Linked DNA regions of Homo sapiens: region 2 is linked to region 1. A link is an interaction called in ENCODE POLR2A ChIA-PET data of the cell type or tissue named here. Cell type or tissue: GM12878. All regions are shown on one strand. Links, peaks and the distances in the headings refer to the core of each region. The heading gives the core; the rest is flanking DNA.

Region 1 (16,405 bases), core at 5,385-10,384:
GAAAAATCGAAAGTGCCATTTTCTGGCTATTTGGAACCACTGTCAAGTTTATATTGGGGTCAAGCGGTGTTGGAGAAGAAAATAAAATGCTTAGATTTTAGATCAGGTGTGAGCTGAAGAGGTTTTAAGGTCTTGAGAACACAGGCTAAGGGAGAAGAAGGAGGAATGGAGGGTGGAAGGTTGCCTATAGTGAAGGAGCAAGTCCAGAGAAAAGAGAGGGTAGAGACAGAGTGAAGGGGTGGGGGGTGCTTGCCCCCCTGGAAAGTGGAGAGAAAAGAGAGGGTAGAGACACAGAGAGAAGGGGTGTGGGGTGCTTGCTTCCCAGGAAAGTGGAGAAGGGGTGGGTAGAGACATGGAGAGAAGGGGTGGGGGTTGCTTGCCCCCCAGGAAAGTGGAGAAGGGGTGGGTAGAGACATGGAGAGAAGGGGTGAGGGGTGCTTGCCCCCCAGGAAAGTGGAGAAGGGGTGTGGGGTGCTTGCCCCCCAGGAAAGTGGAGAGAAGGAAGGGTAGAGACATGGAGAGAAGCGGTGGGGATGCTTGCCCCCCAGGAAAGTGGAGAAGGGGTGGGTAGAGACATGGAGAGAAGGGGTGGGGGGCGCTTGTCCCCCAGGAAAGTGGAGAAAGGGTGGGAGGTGCTTGCCCCCCAGGAAAGTGGAAAAGGGGTAGAGACACAGAGAGAAGGGGTGGGGGTGCTTGTCCCCCAGGAAAGTGGAGAAGGGGTATGGGGTGCTTGCCCCCCAGGAAAGTGGAGAGAAGGAAGGGTAGAGACACGGAGAGAAGGGGTGGGGGATGCTTGCCCCCCAGGAAAGTGGAGAAGGGGTGGGGAGAGACACAGAGAGAAGGGGTGGGTGAGCAGCCAAAGCAGGTGTCCCCACAATTGACTTGCCACCAAGGGAATGTGGGTGAATGACCAAGGCAGGCGTCCCTGCGGTGATCAGACACCAATGAAATGTGGGTGAATAATCAGGCAGGCATCCCCGCAGTGATTAAACACCGAGGGAAGACTGTCTTCTCAAGTCTGTGACCGGCGCTGGAGTTTTCGGTCCACGGATAAAACGCATCTCCTTTGTCTCTACCAGAAAAGGAAAGGAACTGAAATTAAGACAAGGGCGAGACTGAAGTGTGGCACCAAGATTGAAAGGAGAAAGAGATTGAGGGTTAGTGAGAGAGGTTGGAGAAGAGAGTAAAGAGGCCGCTTACCGACTTTAAAATTGGTGAGATGTTCCTTGGGCTGGTTAGTCTGAGGACCAGAGGTCGTAGGTGGATCTTTCTCATGGAGCAAAGAGCAGGAGAATAGCGGACTGATCTCCCAAGGCAGGCCCCCCTATCCGAGTCACGGCACCAAATTTCACTCGTGTCTGTGTGAAGACACCACCAAACAGGCTTTGTGTGAGCAACAAGGCTGTTTATTTCACCTGGGTGTCGGCGGGCTGAGTCCGAAAAGAGAGTCAGCAAAGGGAGATAGGGGTGGGGCCGTTTTATAGGATTTGGGTAGGTAAAGGAAAATTATAGTCAAAGGGGGTTGTTCTCTGGCTGGCAGGGGTCAGGGGGTCACAGGGTGCTCAGTGGGGGAGCTTTTGAGCCAGGATGAACCAGGAGAAGGAATTTCACAAGGTAATGTCATCAGTTAAGGCAGGAACAGGCCATTTTCACTTCTTTTGTGATTCTTCAGTTACTTCAGGCCATCTAGATGTATATATAGGTGCAGGTCACAGGGGATATGATGGCTTAGCTTGGGCTTAGAGGCCTGACAATTGGTAACCTTTTTCACCTGACCACATGTATGGGTTTAATACTAACTCTCCAACTTTTTTCTTTATTTTTATTTTATTTTACTTTAAGTTCTAGGATACGTGTACAGAATGTGCAGGTTCTCAGCAAACTAACACAGGAACAGAAAACCAAACACTGCATGTTCTCACTCATAAGTGGGAGTTGAACAATGAGAACACATGGACACAGGGAGGGAAACATCACACACCAGGGCCTGTCGGGGTTGGGGGGCAAGGGAAGGGAGAGCATTAGGACAAATACCTAATGCATGTGGGGCTTAAAACCTAGATGATGGGTTGGTAGGTGCAGCAAATCTCCAACTTTTTTCTATATTGCCCATCTTAACCTCCTACCAGCTTGTCCCTCTGTCACTTTTACCCCTTCTGTTGTTTTACTTGTAAGATAATACAAGATAAATATATGTCTGCCTATTAATTTATTTCTTTACCAAGCACCAAACATATGTAATATAGAAGGTACTATGTTAGGAAGGTCCTAGTCATACACACATATAGAAAAAATAGTTTAGTTATTAATTACTCATGCCTCAAATTATCAAGAAAAGTAATCAAAACTCATTTAAACATTTTTACTATTAAAAATGATTTCTTCTAGTTTTGGGTCATTTGGTTATGTAGTATTCCATATGATTGACTTAAAATTCACTTAAGAAGCTTGTTAAACATATACTTAGCTCCTGGGCTTAGGGGTCAATCAGTAGAATCCCCTCTGTCTTCCCTCTGTTTTTAGTTTCCTTGTTTTTAGTTTCTATATTTTCCATATTCCTTTATCTTTCCCAGTTCTGCTATGCCATGGTAAGAATTGCAGGAGTTACTAAGCAGTTTTCTTAAATATTCAAAGCATTTGCTGGTGATTATAGGGAAGTTATTCAAGGAATTTGGTAAATTAGAAAAAGCAAAATATTTTCATGATGTATGAAGAATTTTGTAGGCGAGTTTTATGCTGTTGTCATATCTGAGTCTTAATTTTTGTTACTTTTTTAAGTTTCCATTTTTTATGAGTTTTTTTTCTTATACTTGTTCATCTGACAAAAGTAGGTAGTTTTTTAAAAGCTCATTGTGTAAATGGTTAACCATTTTTAAGGTGAATTAAGACATACATTTTTGTAATCTAAGGGAAGTTACTTGGATAATTTATTATATTTATAAGGTTTGACTTCATGCATAGCCAGATCTGAGGACAGTGCTAAGTGTGATTGTAATGTAATTATATTTTAGAAATTGAGCTAAGATTTTAATATAACCATTAAACTGATTATTGAAATCTATACAGTTTGAAAAAAAATTACCTTTAAGTTGATAATATTTTTCATGTTTTTTTCAGATACCTATATTTTTTAAACTTGACTAATTCCCATCTTAATGTCTTTACTTATTAAATATGACATCTATGAACATCTGGCCCTCTTAGCTATTATATGTTTAGTGAGGTTCTCAATGTTATTTACTAAAGAGCAACAAATCCCAACAAATCAAGAGCAATTAGTGGCCCAGTTTTGGTGTATAGTTTCTTATATTCTTTCTAATCTAGTTTTTTAGCTTTCTGTACTCCCATCTGTGAAATTGTTAGATGTTTTCAACCTAAGCTTGCTTATGGAAAATGGAAATAAAACAGAAAGAGGGGAAAGGCTGGGAGAAAAGAGAAGCAAAGACCTCTTTGAACACTCAGCCCTTCCCACTCACCCTGTGCATAGCACTTCACATTTTTACTTGTCTGCACAATCTGTCTGCTTTTCATTGGTTTTCAGAGTCCTCGAGTGATTTTTGTATTTTGTCTGACATTTTTCTTTCTTTTTTTTTTTTTTTTAATTGATCATTCTTGGGTGTTTCTCACAGAGGGGGATTTGGCAGGGTCATAGGACAATAGTGGAGGGAGGGTCAGCAGATAAACAAGTGAACAAAGGTCTCTGGTTTTCCTATGCAGAGGACCCTGCGGCCTTCCGCAGTGTTTGTGTCCCTGGGTACTTGAGATTAGGGAGTGGTGATGACTCTTAACGAGCATGCTGCCTTCAAGCATCTGTTTAACAAAGCACATCTTGCACCACCATTATTCCATTTAACCCTGAGTGGACACAGCACATGTTTCAGAGAGCACAGGGTTGGGGGTAGGGTCACCGATCAACAGGATCACAAGGCAGAAGAATTTTTCTTAGTACAGAACAAAATGAAAAGTCTCCCGTGTCTACCTCTTTCTACACAGACATGGCAACCATCCGATTTCTCAATCCTTTCCCCGCCTTTCTCCCCTTTCTGTTCCACAAAACCGCCATTGTCATCATGGCCCGTTATCAATGAGCTGTTGGGTACACCTCCCAGATGGGGTGGTGGCTGGGCAGAGGGGCTCCTCACTTCCCAGTAGGGGCGGCCGGGCAGAGGTGCCCCTCACCTCCCGGACCGGGCGGCTCGGGTGGGGGGCTGACCCCCCCACCTCCCTCCCGGATGGGGCGGCTGGCCGGGCGGGGGGCTGACCCCCCCACCTCCCTCCCGGACGGGGCGGCTGGCCGGGCAGAGGGGCTCCTCACTTCCCAGTAGGGGCGGCCGGGCAGAGGCGCCCCTCACCTCCCGGACGGGGCGGCTGGCCGGGCGGGGGGCTGACCCCCCTACCTTCCTCCTGGATGGGGCGGCTGGCTGGGCGGGGGGCTGACCCCCCCACTTCCTTCCCGGATGGGGCGGCTGGCCGGGCAGAGGGGCTCCTCACTTCCCAGTAGGGGCGGCCGGGCAGAGGCGCCCCTCACCTCCCAGACGGGGTGGCTGGCCGGGCGAGGGGCTGACCCCCCCACCTCCCTCCCGGACGGGGCGGCTGGCCGGGCAGGGGGCTGATCCCCCCACCTCCCTCCCGGACGGGGCGGCTGGCCGGGCAGAGGGGCTGACCCCCACCTCCCTCCCGGATGGGGTGGCTGCCGGGCAGAGACGCCCCTCACTTCCTAGACGGGGTGGCTGCCGGGTGGAGGGGCTCCTCACTTCTCATATGGGGCGGTTGCCAGGCGGAGGGTCTCCTCACTTCTCAGACAGGGCGGCTGGGCAGAGACGCTCCTCACCTCCCAGACGGGGTCGCGGCCGGGTAGAGGTGCTCCTCACATCCCAGACGGGGTGGCGGGGCAGAGGCGCTCCCCACATCTTAGACGATGGGCGGCTGGGCAGAGACGCTCCTCACTTCCTAGATGGGATGGCGGCCGGGTAGAGGTGCTCCTCACTTCCTAGATGGGATGGCGGCCGGGCAGAGACGCTCCTCACTTTCCAGACTGGGTAGCCAGGCAGAGGGGCTCCTCACGTCCCAGACGATGGGCGGCCAGGCAGAGACGCTCCTCACTTCCCAGACGGGGTGGCGGCCGGGCAGAGGCTGCAATCTTGGCACTTTGGGAGGCCAAGGCAGGCGGCTGGGAGGTGGAGGTTGTAGCGAGCTGAGATCACGCCACTGCACTCCAGCCTGGGCACCATTGAGCACTGAGTGAACCAGACTCCGTCTGCAATCCCGGCACCTCGGGACGCCGAGGCTGGCGGATCACTCGCAGTTCGGAGCTGGAGACCAGCCCGGCCAACACAGCGAAACCCCGTCTCCACCAAAAAAATACGAAAACCAGTCAGGCGTGGTGGCGCACGCCTGCAATCGCAGGCCCTCGGCAGGCTGAGGCAGGAGAATCAGGCAGGGAGGCTGCAGTGAGCCGAGATGGCAGCAGTACAGTCCAGCTTCGGCTCGGCATCAGTGGGAGACTGTGGAAAGAGAGGGAGAGGGAGACCGTGGGGAGAGGGAGAGGGGGGAGAGGGAAGGGGAGAGGGAGAGGGGGGAGAGGGAAAGGGAGAGGGAGAGGGAGAGAGAGAGGGAGAGGGGGGAGAGGGAAAGGGAGAGGGAGAGGGAGAGCGAGAGCGAGAGCGAGAGCGAGAGCTGACATTTTTCTTTTTAATCAACGGGAGAGAGTCTATAGTTGCCTTATGGCACCATAGTGAAACTGGAACTTTTGACTTCTTTTTTTTTTTTTTTCTTTAAATCTTCATAGAATGTGTCTTTACAGCATGGGAAATTTTTTTTTTTTTTTTTTTTTTTTTTTTTTTTTTGCTTTTCACTATATACAGCTAATGGCTTTTACTTATTTTCATTTAGATCTAAGAACACATTTTAACAGTTACTGCTTCCTAATCTTGCTTTATCTGTATTAAAGAAGCATTTGGAAATTTATAATTGTTCTTGACCTTGGAGGTTGGTTTTCTCAACCTTTTTTTTCCTGCAATATGCAGTATCTTTAGTAATTTGGTACACTTATGATTTCTAAACAAAATATGTGTCTTTTGAACATTGTTGAAAAGTTAGTGTATGACCCCACAAAGAATTTGGAACAGGTGCCAGCCCAATTGTGACTGCCTGACTTCTTGTCCTTACACTGGGAGTTGTTAGCATGAAAAAACAAAATGTCATGGCATTTTCTCTAAAATAATACTTTGAAAAGAATTTTTGTCCCTGGTGGTAAAAAACTTGGCACCCAGCAAGCAAGAGGATCTTGACTCATAGATGTATAAAAACATTGTCAGTGCCCCTGGAGCTACGGAATTCCTCTCTCATAGTAATTTTTCTAATGTCTGTAGCTCAGTTCATTAATTTTTATTTTGCTGCCTTGGAATTTGTCCATAAAAGTATTTTTTTTTCTATTTATTTTTAACCTGATCATCAAGTTCCTTGGCTTCTATGGGTGTACAGTTTGAATTTTTGTTGTTGTTGTTTTATTTTGTTTTGGGGTGTTTGGCTAGGAAGAACTAACTATAGGATGTTTGTCAGGGACATGTTCCTTGGGAAATTTATCTCACTGCTCTGTGCTTGTTTGACAGCTGTTCTTGCACTTCTGACTTTAATTCAAAAAGTTATAAAGCCATATGTGAGCAGCTGTTCACTGTTTTCATTAGGGCAAAATAAGATCGGATGCAAATATTATCAGGAATGATTTAGGTTATATTGTAAAAATAATTTAGACTATATTGTAGGAATAATTTTACGGTAGTTATGATATATTGTAAGTTATTAAAAAGAAGGTTCTAGAATTAAAAACAATTTTAAGCATAAAGTACTATTTGTTGAAAGATGAGAGGTGTTGAAAGATGATATACTGTCTGAAGGTAGGATAGTGAAACAGCTAGCTTTTGAATTCCTCTTCTAGTTCTAGGATTTTATGATTTCATGGTAGTGTTTATCCTTCTCTACAGACTAACTTTTCCCATGACTTCCTATGCTTTAGAACTCTTCTGTGTAATAATAAGCTTTTTTTTTTTGAGACAGAGTCTCGCTGTGTCACCCAGGCTAGAGTGTAGTGGCATGCTCTTGGCTCACTGCAACCTCCGCCTCCCAGGTTCAAGCGAGTCTCCTGCCTCAGCCTCTTGAGTAGCTGGGATTACTGGCATGCACCACCACGCCCAGCTAATTTTTTTTTTTTTTTGTATTTTTAGTAGAGATGGGGTTTCACCATGTTGGCCAGGCTTTTTAAGCTGATTCATATTTATTTGTGAATTATTATCATAGCCATAGAAAGAGTTATCATTTTTTTGGCTTTCAGGTACTAAAATCAAAATGCAAAATTGGTTTGCCTTTAGTTTAAAGTGATCAGAACAAAAAAAAATGAAGATAATTTAATGGCTTATCTTTTTCAGTAGTCCTCCAGAATACAAACTTTATAATCATCTCTCAGACATTTAAATAAAGTATCTAGTATTTATTAAATATTTACCACATGCCAGGCAAAGTACAATTAATTTAACATATGCTCTCCTGTTTAATTCTCACAGTGATCCTGAGACCTTAGGGTTTATTATCCCCATATTATAGAAGAGGAAAAAGTTTAGAGAGTTGAAGTAAATTACCCAAAGTCACATAGTAAGTACTGGGTCTGAGATTTGAACCCAAGACCATTTTTTTTTTTACCAAGTTCTAAATTTTAGAAGATATTTACTATATCAAAAAAGTATGAAGTTAAAAAGAATCAGAATGTAAAATTGTGAATATGTTAAACCATACATACACATGCACACATGTGTGTTTGCATTTGGAGAGGCTAGAAGGTCCTACACCAAAATATTAACAAGGATTACTTTTAGGTATTGGCATACAGATAATTCTTACATCCTTCTTTATAATTTCTTGTAGGCTATACTTCTTATATCTGCTATTCTCATAATCAACAAGGTGGGAATTGCTGCTATTTTTATATTCTAAAAACTTGACATCTTACATGTATGCAATTTTCAAATCTGTCTTCACTGTCTTATTTGAGAATTATAAAGCTGTTTTTCAGTAGCTTTTGTATTAATTTGTGTAAAGACAGATATTTTATATATTTAGAGACTCTCTTTTAGGATACTTTTCTTATTTCTCTTTCTAGATTTCAGATTTTTTGGACATTATTGCACTCATCTTTGTGCCCCTACAGTCTCTAGGACAAATCCTGCACATAGAAGACATTTCTTAAAATTGATTGAATTTATTTCAGTAGTAAATTTTAGCCACAGTACAATAGTTGGAAAGAATAAACGAATTACAGTTGTAATAATAAAGGAAACTTAGGTTAAGAAAATTTCCTAGATTTGTTAATCAGTCATTTCTCTAACTTTGTCACCTAGTTCTACTAGGTGAATGGGTGGTTCCCTGACAACGTTGGGCACCCATCAAGGCTTTTTTTGTTTAGTTTTGTTTTTGTTTTTGGCTGAACCTTTTAACTCCCCATCTGCGTCATGCTTTTCTTTTTTTCTTGACCACAGCTTCTAGGATCTTAGTCTGCTTCCTTGTCCTCATGCTTTTATATATACATACAAACACAAACACACACACACACATGCACACAGACACACACACGAGTATGTCAAATGATAAAAGTAATGCAGTTTCACTGTAGAAAATTTTCGTAATACCAAAAATTATTATGGATAATATAGAAATTGCTTGTATTCCTATCACTTTAAAAATAACAATTTTTGAAAATACATATATGTGTATGTGGTTTTTTTTTTTTTTCTGAGACGGACTTTCACTCTTGGCGTTCAGGCTGGAGTTCAATGGCGCGATCTCGGCTCAGTGTAACCTCCGCCTCCCTGGTTCAAGTGATTCCCTTGCCTCAGCCTCCCGAGTAGCGGAGTTTCCAGGTGCCGGCCACTATGCCTGGCTAATTTTTGTATTTTTAGTAGAGGCGGGGTTTCACCACGTTGGCCAGGCTGGTCTTGAACTCCTGACCTGTGTGTGTGTTTTAATTGGGATTATAATGTATTAAAATCTTTATATTCTGCTTTTTTATTACATAAATTTTCAGAAAATATAAAATATCTTCTAAAATTTATTTAATTTCTATATGATTGTCCATTCTTTAAGTATTCTATAATTCATTTAATAGTTGTTTGATGTTTAGCATTGAGGTTGTTTCTAGGTTATTTTCTGTCATACAGAGTGTTGTGCCATGAATCTTTGAAGAAGAAATCTTTTTGTATTTCCTGAACTGTTTTGGGAGGATAGTCTAGGAAGTAATATTACTAGGTAAAATGTATGAACTTCTAAAATATGTTGCCAAGTACATTTAATAAACATTACGATTTTTTTCTTCTACCAGTGTGTGACAGTGTTGACTCATTGTCTATCACTGGCCTTGAGAAGTCCATATTTTACTCTTCGCTAATTTTATAAGCTGAAAACAGCTTTTCACTATTTTAATTTGGATGTTTTGGCTTTGATTAGTAGAGAGTTGAGCTTTTTACCCCCATAGTTTGATTTTGCATTTCTTTTTTGTATCATCCATTTCCTCTTATATTCCATACTTGTAACGGTACCTTTCCCAAGCTAGTTATTTAAGCTTTTTTTAAAAAAAAATTTTAATGATTTTTGAAATGGACTCTTTGAGCTTTTTTTTTTTCTTTTTTTACCTTTTCCCTTTTTAAGATTTTTATTCTTACCTATTAGGAAGACAACAAGGTATATCTAATTACATGACAAACAGTCTTCACCAAGAAGCCAGAATCTTAAATTTATAGCTCACTGTTGCCATCTGAGATATAAATAGAACTTCAGTTACTGTGTGTTGCTTTCCATTAAGTCTACTTCCTTGCTCTTCTTAAACCCCACTACTCCTTCTTTAATGATAGCCCTTCTACGAACACATGGATCTTAATAGACTATAAGAATCACTTGATTGATGTGTTTCATTTACATTTTAGAGAACTTCCATAATAAATAAAAGCTCTCTCAGTGTGTCTCACAGAGAGATTATCCCACAAAGAAATGTTCCTCTTTGAGCATTTTCTTATATTTCTTCCTGTCTTCAAAATAAGTCAGATCATTTAATTTATTTTAATCTTTTCTGTTAAATGCCAGTAGTACAAAGTCTCCATATAGTCAGCAGTCCTAAACAGCCCAGGAGAGGGGACCTCTATAATAATGGAATGCCAGTAACCAAAACAGCATGGTACTGGTACCAAAACAGAGATATAGATCAATGGAACAGAACAGAGCCCTCAGAAATAATGCCGCATATCTACAACTATCTGATCTTTGACAAACCTGAGAAAAACAAGCAATGGGGAAGGGATTCCCTATTTAATAAATGGTGCTGGGAAAACTGGCTAGCCATATGTAGAAAGCTGAAACTGGATCCCTTCCTTACGCCTTATACAAAAATTAATTCAAGATGGATTAAAGACTTAAACGTTAGACCTAAAACCATAAAAACCCTAGAAGAAAACCTAGGCATTACCATTCAGGACATAGGCATGGGTAAGGACTTCATGTCTAAAACACCGAAAGCAATGGCAACAAAAGCCAAAATTGACAAATGGGATCTAATTAAACTAAAGAGCTTCTGCACAGCAAAAGAAACTACCATCAGAGTGAACAGGCAACCTACAGAATGGGAGAAAATTTTCGCAACCTACTCATCTGACAAAGGACTAATATCCAGAATCTACAATGAACCCAAACAAATTTACAAGAAAACAAACAACCCCATCAAAAAGTGGGCAAAGGATATGAACAGACACTTCTCAAAAGAAGACATTTATGCAGCCAAAAGACACATGAAAAAATGGTCATCATCACTGGCCATCAGAGAAATGCAAATCAAAACCACAATGAGATACCATCTCACACCAGTTAGAATGGCAATCATTAAAAAGTCAGGAAACAACAGGTGCTGGAGAGGATGTGGAGAAATAGGAACACTTTTACACTGTTGGTGGGACTGTAAACTAGTTCAACCATTGTGGAAGTCAGTGTGGCGATTCCTCAGGGATCTAGAACTAGAAATACCATTTGACCCAGCCATCCCATTACTGGGTATATACCCAAAGGACTATAAATCATGCTGCTATAAAGACACATGCACACGTATGTTTATTGTGGCACTATTCACAATAGCAAAAACTTGGAACCAACCCAAATGTCCAACAATGATAGACAGGATTAAGAAAATGTGGCACATATACACCATGGAATACTATGCAGCCATAAAAAATGATGAGTTCATGTCCTTTGTAGGGACATGGATGAAATTGGAAATCATCATTCGCAGTAAACTATCTCAAGGACAAAAAACCAAACACCGCATGTTCTCACTCATAGATGGGAATTGAACAATGAGAACACATGGACACAGGAAGGGGAACATCACACACTGGGGACTGTTGTGGGGTTGGGGGAGGGGGGAGGGATAGCATTAGGAGATATACCTAATGCTAAATGATGAGTTAATGGGTGCAGCACACCAGCATGGCACATGTATACATATGTAACTAACCTGCACATTGTGCACATGTACCCTAAAACTTAAAGTATAATAATAATGATAATAATAATAATAAAAGGAAGGAAAAAAAAGGGTTAAAACTCCTTTCAGAACTCTTTGATGAAGTCCCATGATCACTACCTGGGTGAGGGGTTCAACTGTAATCCAAACCTCAGCGTCACACAATATACTTGTGTAACAAACTGCATATGTACTCCTTGAATCTAAAATAAAAGTTCAAATAAAAAAGAAAAAAATAATAATGAAATGCCTGTAGAATATTTGTTTATTATGATTGGAGATTCCTAAATTGAGAGAAAGAACTTCCTCCACCAGTTAGTAATGAAATGCAGAAGTGAAACTGAGTATCCTATACCTATAATATTTCCTTCTAACTCTTTCTTTGCCATTGTCACTAGGAGAGTTGGCATGCAAAAACATCTTGAGAGTTGCACATTTTAATAAATTATTTACCTTTTCCACACAGGCCTTGATAGTCATATAAATTCAGTCTTGCTCAGAGTTGTCCAATCTTCTGGCTTCTCTTGTCCACATTGGAAGAATTATCGTCTCGGGCCACACATAAAATATACTAACACGGGCTCCGAGCAAGATGGCAGCCTCCGAGCCGGTTAGGCTACAGCTTCAATATGATTACCCACTGCCAGCTACCCTGCACTGTACGGCCTTCCTGGCTTCTGGTTGACTTGAACAGGCGCCGAGTTGTCACAGATCTCATTAGTCTCATCCGCCAGCGATTTGGCTTCCGTTCTGGGGGCCCTCCGAGGCCTCTACCTGGAGCAGGGGTTCCTGCCCCCCACCGAGAGCGCATGCCTGATGAGAGACAATGACTGCCTCAGAGTTAAATTAGAAGAGAGAGGAGTTGCTGAGAATTCTGTAGTCATCAGTAATGGTGACAGTACTCATTTATCACTTAGAAAAGCAATGAAGTGGGCATTTAAGTTAGAGGAGGATGAAGAAACTAACCCAGATTACAACTATTCAAAGAAGCATTGGAAGAAGCAAGAGTACAATAACAATAATGAGAAGGTCTTGGATCTAGAACGAAAAGCGGTCACAGATCAGACTATAAGCAAAAAAAAAAAAAAGAAACAAAAGAAAAAATAAAGCAACCTGTGGCACAACGGGTGATGATAACGAACAGACCCCCCAAAAAAAAATCACCAAAGAAAAAGGAGAAATGTGAATATGAAAAAAAGGCCAGGAATCCCAAGTCACCTAAAGTACAGGCAGTAAAAGACTGGGCCAATTAGAGATGTAGTTCTCCAAAAGGCTCTGCTAGAAACAGCCTTGTTAAAACCAAAAGGAAAGGTGGTGTAAGCGTTTGCTCAAACGAGAGTCCCAGTTCCTCCTCGGAGTCTGAGTCTTGTCATGAATCAATCATGATGGTCCCAGCAAAGTCACTTTGGAGGCCAGAAATTCCTCAGAGAAATTACCAACTAAGTAATCAAAGGAAGGACCCTCTACCAAAAGTACAACTGCAGACAAACTGGCTACAAAATCTGGCTTTAGCCTTAACCCCCAGCAAGGGCAAGACCTCTGGAACATCATCTTCTAGTTCAGATTCTGGTTCAGAGTCAGAGGTGAATGCTTGATGTCATCGAGCACCCCGGAGTGTGCTGTGGATTTCTAAAAGACAGTAGGCCTTTTTGCAGGAAGAGGTTGTCCAGGCCCTGGGCTGTCATCACAGACTGCAGGTGCTACTGGATGGAAGCGTTCTGGGTTAAATGGTGGCAGACAGGCTCCTGGTCCTTCTCCCAGTGTGTCTCTCCCCAGTTTAGAAAGAGGATGGGGTAGAGGAGAGAACCTTTTTTCTTGGAAGGGAGCTAGGGGACGGGGAATGCGGGGGAGAGGTCGAGGACAAGGGCATCCTGTTTCCTGTGTTGTAAATAGAAGCACTGACAACCAGAGACAACAGCAATTAAATAAAGTGGTAACAAATTCATCTACTGTTTTCCAGAATCCGGTAGAGACACACTAGAAGGACTGTATGGTCTGTTACCGCTGTTAACAGCTGCCCCTCAAGTTGGAGAAAAGATTGCATTTAATCTTTGGAACTAACATCCAGTTACACTCTTCTGTTGTCTCTGATTACAAGGAAAAATATTAAGCCACAATCCAGAGACACAGCAAGTAGATACAGAAATTCTTTCATCCTTACCTGCCTTGAGAGAACCTGGGAAATTTGATTTGGTTTATCACATTGAAAATGGAACCGAGGTAGTGGAGTATGCTGTGATGCAGGAGAGCAAGATCACTGTATTTTGGGGAGAGTTGATTGATCCAAGACTGATTATTGAATCTCCGATTAACACATCAAGTACAGAACCTGTCTGAATATGACCGCTCCATCTTATAGTTTATGAATGTCTTGTTTGTGAAAGTGACTATAACTTGAACTTTTTTTTTTTAAGAGGATTTGAAAGTTGTATGGGTTTTTTTGTTATCTTCACTTTACTGCATAGGAAACAATCTACCTCATCATTTAAAATGACATGGGTGTCGGTTTTGTAGACCTTTGGTTTTTTTGTCAGGTTCAATTTCAGTTAACAAAATGTAAAACATGACATTCCCTGCAAACGTTGTTGTATACCAATATGTATGGTTTCTTCTCTTTTTTAAAAGTTTTTGACCATCAAGCAGCAGTTGTCAGTAGGAGTTTATAATACCAAGAATGTGCTGCATATCTTGTCTCATTAAGTTTTAAGTAACATTTAAAAATATTAAAGCATGTTACTTGACCTAATTTTATAGCATTTGAGTTGTCCCATTAAATGGAGCATCTCGTAAATTTCAAGTATTTTATACTTGGCAATGGTTAAGAGTTAAAAGGTAGTTGGATTTGTCACAGACAATGAGTTAAGGAATCCTTTCACGTTTTTCCCAACTTTAAAATTAAGGATTCTCAGGGCCCTGTGTAGAGCAGTAAAAATAAGACCTCGTGTATGTGTATGTGTGTGTGTGTGTGTGTGTGTGTGTGTGTATGTGTGTCTGTCTGTCTGTCTGGAGGAGAATTGATTGGTGTTCCACTTGGGTGAGAGGGTTGGCTGTGAGCCTCAGACCAGGAAATGTGTCATCTTGCCAAGCACCTGGCTGAGTGTGCTGGAGTGAGGATTTGAACAGAAACTTCCTTTTCTGTTATTATTCACTACAAAGCTTAAGTGGCCAAATATATACTGTGAAAATTGGTTTCTTTTAACAAAAGATCAGATCCCTCCTTCAGCTGTACACATTTTTAAATAAAATCATATAGAACTAAAAAAAAATACTAACACGAACGATAGGTGATGAGCTAAAAAAAATTGCAAAAAAATCTCATAATATTTTAACAGACTTTACCAATTTGTGTTGGACTGAAGGTTGGCCAAGCTTGGTTTAGCTTAAGTTATATGGATTATTTGTACAACAGAATTGAGTTGATTTCTGCGGTATTTTGAAGAGTGAAAGTGGTTTTTTAAATTTGTACTGTACTTATGTTATAAAGCAATATGAGTAATATACTTTATGTGTGAGACCTTACGTGCTCTAAGAAATACTTTTGTTAAGGATTTATATTTATGGTGGAGTATTCGTTACAACATGGGGTCTATACATACTTGTAAAGAAATTAAGGATAGAGAATGCATCACTCAGACCCCAATCTTTCCATTCATATAGATTGATTAGTCATCACATAGTCCATATTTTTCTACTATATTCAAGTCCCAGTTGACACCTTATGCATCATATTCCTTAGTTCCCAAACATGTTCCCTTATTTCTTTTCATGTAACTTTTAATTACTCATTTGTCCGAGTCTGAATCCTGAATATTACCCTAGATACCATTTTGTTTCACCACCCCTCTCCAAATGTAGCTTTAAGTTTTTCCTGTTTCTTTTTCTACTCCCAGAACCCACAATTATAGCTCTGAAGTATCCTTCCAGTGAGTTTTCAGTATCTGCATGTGTTTACTCTAGCTCAAGGTGTGTTTTTTTTTCTGATATTTATGTCATTAATTGATCTCTCTGATGAATCTTGTCAGAGAAATCTTCCAGAAGGACATTTCAGACCATATTGCTTTCTAGATTAAAAAACTTCAAAGACTTCCAAGAATGTACAAAGAATTCTCTTGAATTCCTTCCTCTGGTCTTCAGGGCCCTATGCTATGACTTCAACTTTTCTTTATTTCCCTCCCTCAAATATTTTTTCTCTTTTCCTTTTTATACTTCTTTCCTTCTGAGCTTTCTGTCACTTTTTGGCCTGTACCTAGCCATTTCCCTGTTCTTGCATTTCCAAATCTCATCTATCCTTCGAGAGTTGGCTTTTACGTTTGTCTTCCAGCTAGAAGTAGTCTTTTCTTCCTGGGAACTCCCAATGGCCTTTTCAGTTTGTTATTGTACTTAGTATCCTTTCTGTTGAACTGTGGTTGTTCATGGTTACTGGTTGTTATAGTTAGTTCTTTAACGCATGGATTCCTGTCTCATTATTCTATTTCTTGTGTACGTTTTCTGGTACACGTATATTCTTAAGACATATAAAGAGCTGTCTTGTTCTGGGGGTATTTCTTAGTTGAGAAAAATAAAACCTTGGGGATACTTTATATGCTAAAGATAAAAATGATTGTGTGTTCTATAAAGATCTACAAAAATATGCTTGGAAGTAGTTTTGCTAAAAAACAGGTATAAGAAATTAGATATATAGATGAGACCTTGGATGACTTGACTCAAACCACTTTCAGACAGATGAAACGTAACTTCTAAATCTTTCTAGAAGGTTAGATTTTACGATATGCTCAATCATTTAAACAGTTATTTATATGAGACTTACAAGCAGAATTTTTTTTTTTTTAGTATTTTTACAATATGCAGTTCACA
Region 2 (16,405 bases), core at 7,309-12,308, 240 kb after region 1:
ACACACCCTTGTTGATTATTTTAAATGAATGGGAGCCAATGGGACCTGATTTTTCAAGGTGTCTATTTTAATACTTTTGTCTGAACAAGTATTTCTATGTTAATGAAATTAGATTTGAGCATTTGATAGAACATGAAACTATAAGTGTTGAATTTCAGAATTTATAAAAAAGAAAAGGCAGCCTTATAATTGTGGTATAAGGTTTGATAGTTAAGACTCCTTCATGTGAAATACCAGATGTTTTGAGTCCTTGATATAAAGGTCAGAAGAAAAGAAGGATATTGGTTTCATAATAAACTAACATGTTTACAGTAATGACTATGCAGTGTAAGCTGTGGATATTTTGTTATATAAGAATGGCAGGGGGTCCTAGAACTGGGGGCTGGAAGGCCCATTTAAAAGGTCATCCAATACGATAATTTTTAGTCTGGAGCACACAAGCAGAGTTCAGGTGAACTCCCTGGAATTATTTGCAAAATTGGGAGTATTTTTTGTATGTATAGTTTGAGGGGAATTTCTGTCAAATGCACATAGGCACCTGTAATTAAAGAGCCGCCTTCATTTTCACACATGAGGAAACTGAGGCTGTTACAGATGTAGAGACTTGCCCAAGGTCTTGAATAACTTCTCAGAAAGGGAGTTTGTTCTATGATTTGTGTTTTTTAATAAAGTTTTAATGGACAGACCACGATATCCAACATGGCCTTGGAGCCATAGGGTTCAGAATATTAGAAAGCCTTGGCTTCTTTTTTCATTGAGTTGTCATATAGTGATTTTAATAATAATAGAACATGCTATTATTCAGAATACATTCTTCCACCCTAATATCCCAAAACAGTATTTTTAAAGAAATTCTAGGAAGGGTGTTTACTCATTCAGAGTTCTACAGGAAGGAAGGCTCTTTCCTACTATTTTTTAAGCATAACTTTCACTGACAAGACCAGGCCAGAAAAAGCCTAGCTGGCTGTTGGCCCAGACAATGTTATAATAATCATTGAAGTATACTCAACCTGCACTGCCTGAGGATAGCTACAGCTAAAAAAAATAAATAAATAAGCACACACAGATGTATGCTGAGTGTTCCAGTGACTTAGCTGACATGTATGCTGTATATCCTTTGCTGTGTTCTTTCAACTATTAGAAAGGAAATTTTAAAATAGCCTAGAATTTATTATTCCAATAGGGTGAAAAGGACAACTTCAACTTTAAAAAAATAACCAAGCTCTCCAAGGCTGTATCCCCAGCAAGTAAATCAATCTGGCATATAGTAGATGCTTAATAATTTTTTTGATGAGAGAATTGTTGAAGTTTGTTAGTTATATTTCAGAAAGAGAATTTTGTTTGTTCATCAATAATGAGTATCATGTAGTGTCAAAATAGTAAAATTAAAAAGGACTGCTTCAACATTTAGAAACCCCAGATTTCAGCGCAGTTTCTGTAAGTTATTGTACGACCTTGGGCCTCATTTTCTTTGTCTTAATAAGGATATAATAATATCTAATTCCCAAAATTTGGGGGAATATTAAATGAGCTACAGTATGTGAAAGATGCTTCATAGATCCTTAAGTGCTATATAAATATTAATGTTATTTGTCTTAGATAACATTTTCAATTTTTTAAATATGTATTTACTGAAATCATCTTTATTTCCTAAGTCCTGTATTTGTTTTAGGTAGAAAGAAGTGATTTCCATGATTGAAATGGAGTTTTGAATTCTTTGATAAAATACATTTTAAGGTGTACAGAATTGTCTGCAAAGAATTAAAACACTCATTTTTAAGCAAGGGAAATATATTTATTTTATGATTTTCCTAATTGAATTTTTGCCAGCTAATTTGTACGTAAGTTAAGGATTGATTGATATATATTTGATAGACAATCACCCTCTTCTAGGTATTATAACATATACAAAAAGTATACAACAGCATTTTCCAAAGTGGAAAAGAAATATTAGTTTTTGAGATGTTCCATGATTAGAGTTTGGGAATTTAAAATAGAATTTTTACATACTACCATAGGTTTCTCCTAGATATTTTTATTACCCATTAATATAATTTCCAAAAATTCCTTCATATAGAAACCTATACAAACCTTTTATTTTGTTTCTACACAGTGTTATCCAAATTTATTTAACAAGAAAACCCTTTTTTCCATTACATTTGTTAACATTCACTCGAGTATTTTATAAAGCACTGGTATGAGATATGATGATATGACCCCATGGATTTGAACAGTCTGTTTGGAACTCTAAGTATGAACATGGTGAAGTACATTAAAACAAAACAAAACAAACAAAAATAAAACAAATTAACTATGAGATTGTGAAATGGTTGTAATATATGTCACCAAATTCATGGCTAAATCATAGAAATTGATCTGTCACAGCTTGTTAAATAAGTATTCTTTCTCTTACATGACTTCTTACGTGATTTTTTCCAAACTGCTTAGTCAAAGAAGATAATCTTTCCAGATAGAGAAAATTTTAAAATATCTTTATTCCTCTTTAAATTTACTGATTTATAAATACTGGGAGTCTAACAAATGCAAGTTACTACTCTTTATTAATCCCTTTTATTTAGTTTCAGTTTACACACAATAATTGTATCAACTTATATGTACAAGTCAATTAATTTAGACTTGTGTAAACCTGTGAAACCACCTCTGCAATTAAGGTGCAGAACATCCCCATCACCCTCAAAAGATTGCTTTTGCCCTTTTGCAGTCCATTTTTCCCTCTTCCTCAGGTTGCAGTCAACCACTAGTCTGCTTTTTGCTACTATAGATTAGATTGGACTTTGTAAATATTTTATATAAATGCAGTATGTACTCTCTTATGTCTGTTCTATTTGACTCAGCATGATGAGACTCATGCACATTGTTGAGTGTTCAGTATTTCCTTTCTATTGTTGAGTAGTATTCCATTATATATTTTGACTATTCACTCATAAGTTGGTAGACATTTGGGTTGTTTACAATTTTACTATTGTGAATAAAGCTACTGTGGGCTGGGCACAGTGACTCACACCTGTAATCTCAGCACTTTGGGAGGCCAAGGTGGGTGGATCACTTGGACATGGGTGTTTGAGACCAGCCTGGGCAGCATGGCAAGACCCCATCTTTACTGAAAATACAAAAGAAATAGCTGGGGCTGGGCACGGTGGCTCAAGCCTGTAATCCCAGCACTTTGGGAGGCCGTGGCAGGCAGATCACCTGAGGTCTGGAGTTCAAGACCAGCCTGGCCAGTATGGCAAAACCCCATCTCTACTAAAAATACAAAAAATTAGCCAGGCGTGGTGGTGGGCGCCTGTAATCCCAGCTACTTGGGAGGCTGAGGCAGGAGAATTGCTCGAACCCAGGAGGCAGAGGTTGCAGTGAGCAAAGACTGCACCACTGCACTTCCAGCCTGGGCAACAAGAGCGAAACTCCACCTCAAAAAAAAAAAAAAAATAGCTGGGCATGGTGGTGCATACCTGTGGTCCCAGCTACCTGGGAGGCTGAGAAGAGAGTATCACTTGAGTGCAGGAGGTGGAGATTGCAGTGAGCCAAGATCACATCACTGCACTCTAGCCTGGGTGACAGAGTGAGACTCTGTCTCAAAAAAATAAAATTTGTGAACTTCCATATACAAGTCTTTGTGTAGATATGGGTTTTTTCTTCTTAGGTAACTACCTAGATTATTTCACAATAATTGGGTTGTTATGATGTGGTGGGTTTAACTTCTTAAGAAGCTGACAAATAGCTTTCCAAAGTGGTTGTTCTATTTTATATTCCCATTAACAGTGTATGTAATTTCTAGTTGCTCCATGTCCTTGATCGGTCTTTGGTATTGTTAGTGTCTTTAATTTTCATCATTCTTATAATGTAATGGTATCTCATTGTGGCTTAAATTTGCATTGATCTGATAACTAATGATGTTAAGTATCTTTTCACATACTTACCTCACAAAGGAAGCTGTGTGGTTAGCAAGTATGTTCAAATTTTTAGTCCAGTTACTTTGGGTTATTTTCTTATTATTGAATTATGAGGATTCTTTATATATTTTGGATACAAGCCCTTTGCAAATATGCATATTGTGAATATTTTATCCCAGTCTGTGACCTGTCTTTTCGTTTTCTTAAAGGTACCTTTTGAAGAGAAATTTTGTTTTGATTTTTGTAAAGACCAGTTTGTCCATGTTTTTCTTTTATACTTCTAGAAGTTTTGTAGTTTTAGCTCATACATTTCAAGTTTATTTTTCAGTATGGTGTGAGGTAAGGGTCAATGTTCATTTTTTTCATATGGATTTCTAGTATTCACAGTACCATTTCTTAAGATAATTTCCTTTTTGAGTGCCTTAAAATCAGTATGGACTTCCTTTTTCTATTTTATTTATCCGTATCTTTATCCTCTAGATACTCTCACACTATCTTGTTTCTTTAGCATTATAAGTTTTGAAGTCAAGTAGTGTAAATTTTTCCAATTTGTTCTTTTTAGAAGTTGCTAAAAGTTGCCACATTGCCTCTGTAGATACACACAGAGAGAGATTTAGACACATACCTCTTTTTAACCACTTTGAGATAATTCACATACCATAAAATTCACTATTTGAAATATTTAATTCATTGATTTTTAGTATATTCACACATATGTATAACCATCACCATAGTCAATTGTACACATCTTATTCATGCTTTCTCCTATTACCAAGAGCAATGTCTGGGATGTAATACATGCTCACCAAATTTTTCTGAATAAGTGAATCCATTAGTTGTAAAATAATGTAGGCATTAGCCTCTAGTAAAATATTAAGAAGGCTCATTTGACTGCATTCAGCTCTAGAACTATTCTTTTATTAGAACTCTGCTATTTTGAGGGATCTCTGAAACAGCTAACAGCTTAACTCAGATATAGATACAGATATATATATATGGCTACAGATTTTTTTTTTTAAATGGAGTCTTATTCTGTCACCCAGACTGGAGTGCAGTAGTGCTATCTTGGTTTACTGCAACCTCCGCCTCCTGGGCTCAAGTGATCCTCTCACCTTAGCCTCCTGAGTGGCTGGGACTACAGGCATGCACCACCGTGCCCAGCTAATTTTTGTATTTTTTTGTAGAGATGTCGTTTTGTCATGTTGCCCAGGCTGGTCTCGAACTCCTGGACTCAAGCAGTCTGCCCTCCTTGCCCTTCCAAAGTGCTGGGATTGGCCGGGCACCGTGGCTCACGCCTGTAATCCCAGCACTCTGGGAGACCAAGGCAGGCAGATCGAACGCCTGAGGTCAGGAGTTCGAGACAAGCCTGGCCAACATGGTGAAACCCCGTCTCTACTAAAAATTAGCCAGGTGTGGTGGCATGTGCCTGTAGTCCCAGCCACTAGGGAGGCTGAGGCAGGAGAATCTTGCAGTGAGCTGAGACTGCGCCACTGCACTCCAGCCTGGGTGGCAGAGTGAGACTCTGTCTCAAAAAGAAAAAAAAAAAAACACCAAGTGCTGGGATTATAGGCGTGAGCCACCATACCTGTCCTTAAACCATATTTTAGTAGTTATTTAAGGAAGTTACAAAAAAAATTCCTTTTGATATAATGAGTGCAAATTATTTGCACATTTTTGAAAAGAGAATAGTCATCTTTTATTCACCTGATAATTGCTGAGAAGGGCAAACCTCCCATAAGTACTGCTTTTCTATTTTTTTTTTTTTTTTTTTTTTTTGAGACAGAGACCTCCTGCTCCACCCACCTCAGCATCCCAAAGTGCTGGGATTACAGGCGTGAGCCACCGCGCCCAGCCTTCTATTTTCAAAAGTACTCTTGACATTGTTTGTATCGGTGACATAGATTATGGAATCTCTGGTACTTGTTTTATTTACCAATTACGAATAATAGTGGATTGTTCGTGAAATTCCAGACATCTTTCCCTAGGTATCTTTGAGATGGAATGTCAGTTCTGAGCCCAGTTAATTCATGTTGCCTCATTTTCTTTATAGGCTTTGATGCGGCCTGGAAGAATTGATAGAATCATCTATGTGCCTTTACCGGATGCAGCAACAAGAAGGGAAATATTTAAGCTGCAGTTTCACTCCATGCCTGTCAGTAATGAAGTTGACCTGGATGAACTCATCCTTCAAACCGACGCATACTCAGGAGCAGAGGTAAGATAGTTCCCTTCAAAATACCTTAGTGGGAGGAAAGCGGTGGCTCAGGGTCATTAAGCAAAATAAATTGCTTGCCCTGAGGTGTTTTAAATGACCATACTAAGAAATCTTGAAACAGGAAGTGCAGTACATGACATAGTCACTAAGTTAAATTGCACTTTACGTGGCTTCTATTATATCACAATTGTTTTTTACTTGCTCCTATTATTTCTCAAAATGTAGTCTTCAGAGGAATAGCATAATATAGTGAGAAGAACACTAGACTAGAAGTAGATTCTTCCACTGGGCTTCTTAATACAGCAGTTTCTAACCAATCACACACTTCTCTAACTTTGCGTTCTTTACCCATCAAATGGAAATGATACTACTACCTTCCCTCCTGTTTCCTCATGGAGAGCATAGAAATAAAATTAGGATATCATGAGTATAAAGGGCAAAGCAAACAGATTGTATCATTATCATCTTTTTGTCATTTTGGCAAGTTATCTCAGTCTAATTTTGTATTAAACATTCTCTCACAGTAAAAGGGACCATCTGCCCTTACCTCTGAAGATAAACTCTTGACAAGAACAGCAAGACCTCTGTGAAAATATGAAAATGACTTTTATGTATGGCAGATTAACATTTTTTCTCTCCTTACCAACTCTTTACTTATGCTATTTTTATTTACCAAATAAAATTCCATGAAATAATTCTGCAACTTTTCTAGCTGCATTTCTTAAGGAAAGGACCAACTATGTACCTCGACACAGAAATAGCATCTGTCACACCAATGATGTAGACTTTTAATGGGAGATTAATATTTTTTTAAGTACAAGGTTACAGATTATTTTTATTCTGAATTACTCAGTAGGCTAGGACTCCACATTCTGTTTTGCTTGCTATTGTTTTCATTCGTCTTATGTAAACACCGAAGAGATTACCATATGACAGATCATTAGTGGTACTCCGAGAGTCTATTTGGAACTGAACTTAGTGTATCATGCAGTCATAGCTAATAACAACAACCAAAATAAATCCCAGATCTATTCATTGTTTTGCCCCAAGAACCATAGATATAGATATAGACAGTCCCCAACTTATGACAGTTTGACTTAAGATTTTGGGGCTTTACAATGGTGCAAAAGTGGTACACACTCAGTACACTCCTCAACTTACAATACAGCTACATCTGGATAAATCCATCTTAAGTTGAAAATAACAAGTTGAAAATATCGTAAGTCAAAAACATATATGCATTTTTGACTTAGACATATTCAACTGATGATGGGTTTACCAGGACATAGCCCCATCATAAGTTGAGGAGTATTTGTATTTGATTTTCCTCCTTTATATTTTTCAAGTCCACTGGAATAAAAAGCCATGTGGAAAGTAGCTTGAGAAGCAGTTGAAGTGCGCTCACCTTTAACTCCTCTGAAACAGTGATCTTTATGACCATCCATAAAGTTAAAATGAACATACAGTTATGGTTAACTGACTGCTCCAACATTTCTAGAATTCAGTTTTTGATTTGAGACGAGGGCTGGCATCTTGTATGATGATATGGCAATTTGCAGGAAACAGCAAGAGGAAGACGAAGAAACCATAAATCTCTCACTTGAGCCGAGTAAACTAGAAGAGCAGTTAGCAAGATATAAATATGCCTTTCTCACTTTGAAGTAATTCATGGTAGTAACATCGAAGTGCAAAACAAAAATAAAACCCAGTGAGATTCTATCTGGCTAAAAGGAAAAAAACCTCATTTGGTGCCAGCAATTATTGTACTGGCTTGCTAATTCTTATGTAGTGCACTTCTTATTTAATCTAACATGTAAGCACATTTATGATTAATTTTTATATGAGATCTTCTGAAAATCGTCACAGGAAAAGTAGCAGAAAATTCTATCTTTCCTCAAATTATATTGTTGTGTTCCATAATGCTTGGATTGGGGAGGGCATCCCATTGTGGTCCTATTTATAATTAGTATATTATTACAACTTCATAGAAATTTTGCTAACAGCTACATCTTAGTAGTTCTGTGGTTTCTAATTTAGATGAGGCAGGTTTGTTCCCTGTTGAGGGTTTTTGTTTTGTTTTGTTTTGGTCTGAATAGGTAGGCAGTTCACACAGTTGTTTTAGGAAAATTATTATTTCTTTAAAAGTCTTAAAGTTAATAAACAGGAGATTTAGGAGACGTTAAGTAATGCTTAAGATAAAAGGTTTCATTTCTCTCTCTCTGTTTCTCTGTCTTCACACAGAACCTTCTACATGGTGTGTGTTTAACAAGCACTTGATAAACTGTGGGGAAAAAAGATTTTTAAATTAGATTTAGGAAAAATAGACTTCAGTTCTCATTTGTTACAAGAGGAGCCCTCTAACTCCCTGCTGTAGACACAGCCATTTTCTCAGAGTTGGAGTGTCTCTTTGGCCACTTTGGGTATAAAAATGAAACTACTATCAATTTATTGTCCTCACAAGAGAATAGTATATTATATTCAAGATTATATAAAATTAATTTTATTTAAGTGTATACTATTAGCTATATGAACAAGAATTTGGGCAGGAAAGCCAGAGACGAGGAATTTCCTGGCACTCTAATTGTTTTTTAGAAACAAAATGTTGAAGTGTAGTGAGCATTTTTTATTTTTAGTGAAAAAGTTGTAGAGGATGATTAAGATGGAAATGATACTGGTACTTTTTTTTTTTTTTTTTTTTTTTTTGAGACAGAGTTTCGCCCTTGTATCCCAGGCTGGAGTGCAGTGGCACGATCTTGGCTCACTGCAACCTCCGCCTCCCGGGTTCAAGCAATTCTCCTGCCTCAGCCTCCCAAGTCGCTGGGATTACAGGCACCCACCACCACGCCCAGCTAATTTTTGTATTTTTATTAGAGACAGGGTTTCACCACATTGGCCAGGCTGGTCTTGAACTCCTGACCTCAGGTGATCCGCCCACCTTGGCCTCCCAAAGTGCTGGGATTACAGGCATGAGCCTCTGTGCCCACCACTGGTACTTTTAATGGCAGGGATGAGAAGAGGTTACTTTAAAAAATTATTTTCTTTTCACTTGGTTATTTATTTTGCCCAATCAGCATTGTTCTATGAAAGCTTAGACCAGCTCAGTGTTTGAAATAGCTCCTTCTGGTCAAAGTTACTCCATTTTTCCTTCGTGGAGAGGGTATACAGAGAATTGAAACACTTTTGTAAGCCTCAGGAGGCTCTCAAGAGGAAGTCTGTCACCAGCTGGAAGGGGAATACAGCCGTTAGGGAGCAGCCTCTGAGGGGAGACTGAAGCAGGTTGCGTCTTTTAGCCATCTCTGCCACCTGCCACTCATTGTCCCTGTGGCTATGGCCCTCATTGTCCTGGCTTCTTGACTGTAGCTGTCAGTTAATGAAAAAACATGTGCCATTTAAAAGCAGAAGGGAATTTCTCTCAGGAGGAAGTAAGTCTTTTTGGTTATCACTATTGTTTTCTTTTGCTCTGATTTTTGTTTTTTAAGTTATTTGTAGCAATTCCACCTCATTTATTCATTTATCTTTTATCAAATTATCCTGGTTACTTTTGGAAGAGTTTTATCTGTAACAGAAAATCAACTGTCACAAATATATTTACAAAAAAAAGCAATAACTGGGCTCATTACCCCATATGCCCTATGCTTGGGAACACAGGTGATGAGTAAGATGCATAATTTCTTCTGTGTATCAGAATTTGCTGACATAGGCCAAAGACTGATATCTGTAAAATTGGGGTTGAATTTTTATTTGAATTTGGATATTATCCTCCTTTCAGTGAATCCCTTGGGATCACCAATTTGTGAGGGAGTCAGGCCCTTCTTGGCCAGTTTGTAAATCTCCTCCCTTACATCTTCAGAGGCCAGCTTCAGCCAAGTGGGGACACTGCAGTGACAGGGAGGAGCCGATTGGGACAGGCCCTTCCTGGGAGCAGGCATGCAACTCATGATGTGGCAGTCAGGAGCAAAAAAAACACCTTCTTTTCTTTAAAATGTAAAAATTTGCTTACTATAGTGGTTTTTTTATTGCAATCTTATGAATGTAGCTCTAGAAGATCTTTTTAAAGCAATTCATTAGAGTTAAATACATTTCACACTGAGTTTTCAAAAAGCTTTAACTTCATGTAAACTTAGTCTGTTTGTTTTATTTTTAAATGATCTGTCATGCCCTGAATTCTGTTTTGTAGTCTATGCCTTCCTGGGTCTAATAATAGCACAAGATCTTCATGCCAGCTTGACATTTAAAAAATCACCTTCTAGTTTGCCTCATTAATTCAAGAAGGGTCCTATTCACTATGCTTGAGCTATTATAGCTAATAAAAGGAGAGCCTTAAATTACTTTTCTGTCTCACTGATTAACGTTTTTTCTGACATCTCTTTTTCTCCCACACAGTGAAAACAGAAGGAGCAATTATAGCCACTTAAAATGTCTGTACTCTTCTTATGTGAAATCTCTTGTGATAGTATTCCCCAAACTAAAATATCAGTCATTGTATTAGAATCTGGCATAGATTGTTCATCTGACCAGTCAAACAACACATGTGAGATAGGAATAAGGATTCTAAGGAAGGACCATTTGACCTGGTCTTAAGCGCTCTACTTATTATTGTTAGAAAGCAGCTAGCAGCAGTGTACTTGTCTCCAAAGTGAAGCAGAGCAGCACAGTACTTAGCACTCTCCTACAGACCAGGGGTCCCCAACCTCCTGGCCACGGACCAGCACCAGTACTGCATAGCATGAGTGAGTGGCAGACAAGTGAGCATTACTGCCTGAGTTCTGCCTCCTGTTAGATCAGCAGTGGCATTAGACTCTCATAGGAGCACGAACCCTATTGTGAACTATGCGTGCGAGGGATCTAGGTTGTGTGCTCCCTATGAGAATCTAACGCCTGAGAACAGTTTCATTCCGAAACCATCCCCCCACCCCATTTGTGGAAAAATTGTCTTCCACAAAACCAGTCCCTGGTCCCAAAAATGTTGGGGACTGCTGCTATGGACTGTCTGCAACCTACTTTTCCTGCCTAATCAGAAACTGCCCTATGAAAACATGCTGCTATCACCAAGTAGTCTACTATATTTGAGATCTTCTTTGCTATCTCTCTATTCTTCCTTGTGTCTTTACACTAAAATTCTGTATCTGTGCCCCAGAATTTCAAAATACTCAGTGCTCTGTATCTGCAAGTTCCATCTGCAAATTCAACCAACTGGGAATAGAAAATATCAGAAAAAAGCAACAAAAAATAACAATACAACAACAAAAAGTACAAATTTGAAAATATAGCATGACAACTATATAGCATTTACATTATGTCAGTTGTCATAAGTAATCTAGAGATGATGTATACAAGAGGATGTGCACAGGTTATATGCAAATACTATGCCATTTTATATAAGGGACTTCAGCATCCTTGGATTTTGGTATCTAAGGGGCTCCTGGAACCAATTGCCCTTGGATACCAAGGGACAACTATATTCTTTCCTTACACGACCTACTGAAATAACTACTTTGTCATTAAACCATAATGACCACCCCACCAATAAATAGCCTATTCTTTTGTACTCTTTTACACTTATTTTTGTTTTCCTTGTTTAGCTGTTACCATATTTTGTAGTTATTTTATTTTTTTAGAGACAGGGTCTCATTCTATTGCCCAGGCTGGAGTGCAGTGTCATGATCATACCTTACTGCAACTTTGAACTCCTGGGCTCAAGTGGTCCTCCTGCCCAAGCCTCCTGAGTAGCTCAGAATAGAGGTGCATGCCACTGTGCCCAGCTAATTTTTTTAAAAAAATTTGTAGACATTGTCATGTTGCCCAGCCTGGTCTTAAACTCCTGGCCTCAAGCAATCCTCCTATCTCAGCCTCCTAAAGTGTTGGGATTACAGGCCTGAGCCACTGTGTCTGGCCTCTGTAGATATTTTAATATGAGCAGCTGCCTCATCTCCCCAAACACAGATTCTCTAGGGCAGAGATCAGTTCTTGTACTTCTTAAAGTCTGGCAAAACAGCTGTCTCACACACACTCGGTGGGCATTAATATTAGATGGGTGGTACATTTATGTATTGATTCTAAGTCATTTTACCAACCAAAAATGTCAGTTTTAACATTTGCTGAAGTGGCACTTTCTAGTTTTAATCATATTTTCATATACATTATCTATTTGAGTACCCTAACTCTATGAGAGCAGTGCTGTAGCGAAAGAACTAAAGTCAAGCAAAAGAAATTGGCTTGTCTGAGATCCCACAGCAAATAAGTGACAAACCTGGGACCAGAAACCAGGTCTCTCAGTTCCACTTGAAGGACTCCACGATCTCCTAATGCCTCTGTGTCAACACAACGTTCTTTGAAACTTTCATAGTTCCCTTTGACGTCTCTGAATATTTGATAAAAGTTTGTCAATTCCTGTGAATAGTGACTTAGCAAACTAAACAGCAGTTATGAAACATCTGTACCATTTTTATACCTTTTTCTCTTACAGTAATTGTCTTTACCTACCTTGTTTTCATCTTCTCCAAAAAAGTATAAGCTACCTAAAGTTAGGAACCTTGTTTTTATCAATTAATTTCTTTTATTTCCTAGGTATTGTGAATAATGTTTGCAATTTAGAATGAAAAGTATAAACAACGAAGTTTTATATAATGTATTTATGTGGCATGATCTACTGATGTGCAGAATGCTATAGGAGAAAGGAGGAGGAGTAACTCACACTACCTGGGATTAAATGAGATAGATGATACCCAGAAGAATTTTTTTCTGAGTTTTGATGGGCAGATGGAAAGGCAGAGATGAATGAAAGAACATGGTGTGGTCTAAAATCAGTTAAAGTTTGAATATGATTGGCAGAAAGAGTCTTCATGTAGAAGTAGTAGGGGATGAAGCAGAAAAAGTAGGTCAGACTTAAATATGAAGGAACTTGAATATCATCCGAACTTGCTTTTCTCCTTTCAGCAATGGAAAACCATTGAAAAATGTGATCACTGTTGTGGTCAGATTTGTATTATTGAAAGATTTGTGGCATTTGTGTCCAAAGCCACCACTAGCTAGCCTTCCAAGCACCATTACACGAATTAGAAAAAGGTGTTCCTTCACCCCACTTGGTGACAGCTTTTTGTTACAGCAAAAAGCTTGTCAGAGCATGAGCAACATTTCAGCCCCTATTTGCCCCCCTTGGCTGGGCACCCTTTTGTAGATACAAGCTTTACATCTGTACAAGGTGTCTTATTTTTGTCTTCTCCACCTTTATCTCCCTCACAATGCCTAGCATAGCACCTTATATAGAGTTATTGTCACTAAATAAACAAATGGAGATTTTACATCTCAAATATATAAACTACTTTCTGTAACTTTAACATTTACCTCATGAGCCCTTGGATAAAAATAAATTGGGACTATTAAAGATGTCTTTTGTAGAAGATACAGAAATGGCCAACAAACATATGAAAAAATAGCATCACTAATGATCAGGAAAATGCAAATCAAAACCACAGTGCAATACCACTTTATTCCTATAAGAATAGCCATAATCAAAAAATCAAAAAATAATAGATGTTGGCGTGGATGTGCTAAAAAGGGGACATCGTTACACTGCTGGTGGGAATGTAAACTAGTACAATCACTATGGAAAACAGTGTAGAGATTCCTTAAAGAACTAAAAGTAGAACTACCATTTGATCCAGCAATCCCACTGCTAGTATCTACCCAGAGGAAATAAGTCATTATATGAAAAAGATACTTACACATGCATGTTTATAGCAGCACAATTCACAATTACAAAAATATGGAACCAGCCCAAATGCCCATCAATCAACAAGTGGATACAGAAATTGTGGCATATATATACACCATGGAATACTACTTAGCCATAAAAAGGAACGAAATAATGGCATTCGCAGCAACCTGGATGGAATTGGCAACCATTATTCTAAGTGAAGTAACTCAGAAACAGAAACCCAAACATCTTATGTTCTTACTCATAAGTGGGAGCAAAGCTATGAGTATGCAAAGGCATAAGAATGATACAGTGGACTCTGGGGACTTGGGGGAAAGGGTGTGAGGGGAGTGAGGGATAAAAGACTACACATTGGGTACAGTGTACACTGCTTGGGTGATGAGTGCACCAAAATCTCAGAAATCACCACTAAAGAACTTATCTATGTAACCAAACACCATGTGTTCCCCAAAAACCTATTGAAATAAAAAATGAAAATAATAATAAAAGGTCTTTTGTGCAAACTTTAACCTGCCATGAGGTACAGCACTTGTTGTAAATTGCTAGAATATTAAAAGTAAGGTGGATTATATCCTCTGAGCCATATTATGTAACTTTGAATATAAACTCTAAGGACAAAAGCACAATCTCTGCACCTGTTTAGTGGCTAAAATATGGCTCTCTGTTGTAAATGAATTATGAAGGGATCTTTCAGAGCAAAAATCAGCATGTGCTAAAAGTAGATATTTAGGACTGTAACTTTTGAGCTAGTCCTGTACCACTCCCCTTTTCCCTTCTTCAGCATTTTATGATCTACATGCTAAGTGAAGAAATTTGGTAAAAGCCAAGACCCATCATGGCCACCTAGAACAATATGAGTTTAGCCAAATCATTTATCATTTGTAGAACTCACTTTCATCTTGTAATAAGGGGATAGGAAGATGGTCTTTTTATAATCCTTTCAAGTGTTAAAAATCTGTGTGGTTATATACCTGTCATAAATTAAATTAATTGTATAAGGAATCCCTTAGGGATTGGACCTCCAGGGATATGTAGTATGGTTATGCTTCTCTTACAGTCTGTCCAGAAAGCTGGGATCTTGGGATCTTAGTCAATGCCTCTAAATATTTTCTTCTGTGGCCAAAAGATATTAATTATGGCACCAGAAGAATGGGGACCTTAAATGACTCTGACAGTGCACAGAACTTGGATTTTAATAAAATTCTCCTTAGCAAACTTTAACAGTTTTCCACTAAGTAGAAAAGAAAATTTTACATGCTCAGAGAGTTGAAGGCCTAGTGATTTTTTTACCCTGAGATCTTTGGTTGTTATGCTTTTCAACTTCCTTAAGAACAGCTAATCAAGTTCACTATCTATGATTTTGGGGATACTTGGATAAAAAGCGTTATAGAATGGAAATATACAGCAGCCGACTTTTTCCTTAAACTCTTTGTTGGGAAAATAAATGAAGGTTGCAAAATTATAATATTGTTCATTTTAACTTAACAATTTTTAAAACTTCAATGTATGGAGATACAATGTACTTACAGTGTATGGAGATTCTCTGTATTTCCAAACTTCACCTTCTGCTTAAATTGGCAACAAAAGTACATTCAGCTTACCTGAAGGCTATTTTAGATAGGATGTTTACACCAAAGCTAATCATACTCCAGAACACCTTGTGCTGCCATACCTGTATTGCTAACTCTATGCCAGGTATTTAAAAGTGCTGTGAGTTTACAAGAAGTATTAGTCAGAAAGGAAATGGATATGAATGAGAGGCTGGTTAGCAACAAACTTAATAGAACTTTTTACACCCAAACATGGAAGCCTTTTTATAGGGAAGAAGTATATCCAGTGAACAAGTTAGTCAGGACCTACCAGATAATCTAGTCCCCAAGGCTGATATCCAGAGTAAATCTGTATCTGTGGAGAATTACTCAAGCCAATGATAATGCCGATTTGAGCATTTTAACATTCCACCTTATTTCTCTTCTTCCAAATTCTCAGTCTCTCTATTTCCTCATTCTTTTTCTCCAATATTTTATATAAACCATTTAATCTGTGCTTCCTCATCTTCAGAAGAGTGATAAAATGGAGGTGGGGGTTAGGTTCTGTTAACCTGAGAGGAGCTTATGATGTTAAAAAAGAGATGTGCAAAGCATGCTGTTAACTCTGTAGCATAGATTCTGATAGTGACAGTTATTTTTGTTTGGTTATTTGAAGTGATGGAAGGCTGATTTCTAATAACAACCTAATCTGTATATGAAAAGATACACATGTAAAAGCTGTTTCTCCTTTTAGGAACTCTTTTTACTATATGAAATTGAATTATGGTTAAGTACCCTGGGTTATGGAATGAGAAAGCTGTGAACCCAAATGCCAAGTCTTCCATTTCCTAGCTATGTGACCTTTTTATTCATATGTAAATAAGGATAAGAGAGGTCCTTAACTTCACAGTTGTCCAGATTAGATGACATAATTTATATAAGGTGCTTATCCTAGTAAGCATATAACAAGTGCTCAGTAAATAAATTTTGTTATAATCAGCAAATTTAATTTGATATCTAGTTTAAAAAATCT

The links. Peaks named below come from ENCODE experiments on the same cell type or tissue, not always from the same donor. Only the 100,000 strongest peaks of a DNase experiment are listed, where the experiment ranks them.
Region 2: POLR2A ChIA-PET joins it to region 1 with 9 read pairs; 2 of 35 experiments call an interaction of 5 or more read pairs at or near these places.

The regions. Positions count from the first base shown.
Region 1 is chr4:123,011,603-123,028,007 of GRCh38, forward strand. The region is part of intron 10 of AFG2A (AAA ATPase AFG2A); the gene reads left to right. It also overlaps the pseudogene COILP2. Among named protein-coding and RNA genes, the nearest start is that of AFG2A, 97 kb to the left of the region's middle. In GM12878, for the core only: no CTCF peak of the experiment used is centred there; no DNase peak of the experiment used is centred there.
Region 2 is chr4:123,250,055-123,266,459 of GRCh38, forward strand. AFG2A (AAA ATPase AFG2A) reads left to right here. Exons shown (of 16, transcript NM_145207.3): 15 at 5,962-6,126. Among named protein-coding and RNA genes, the nearest start is that of SPRY1, 140 kb to the right of the region's middle. In GM12878, for the core only: no CTCF peak of the experiment used is centred there; a DNase peak (open chromatin) is centred at 9,387.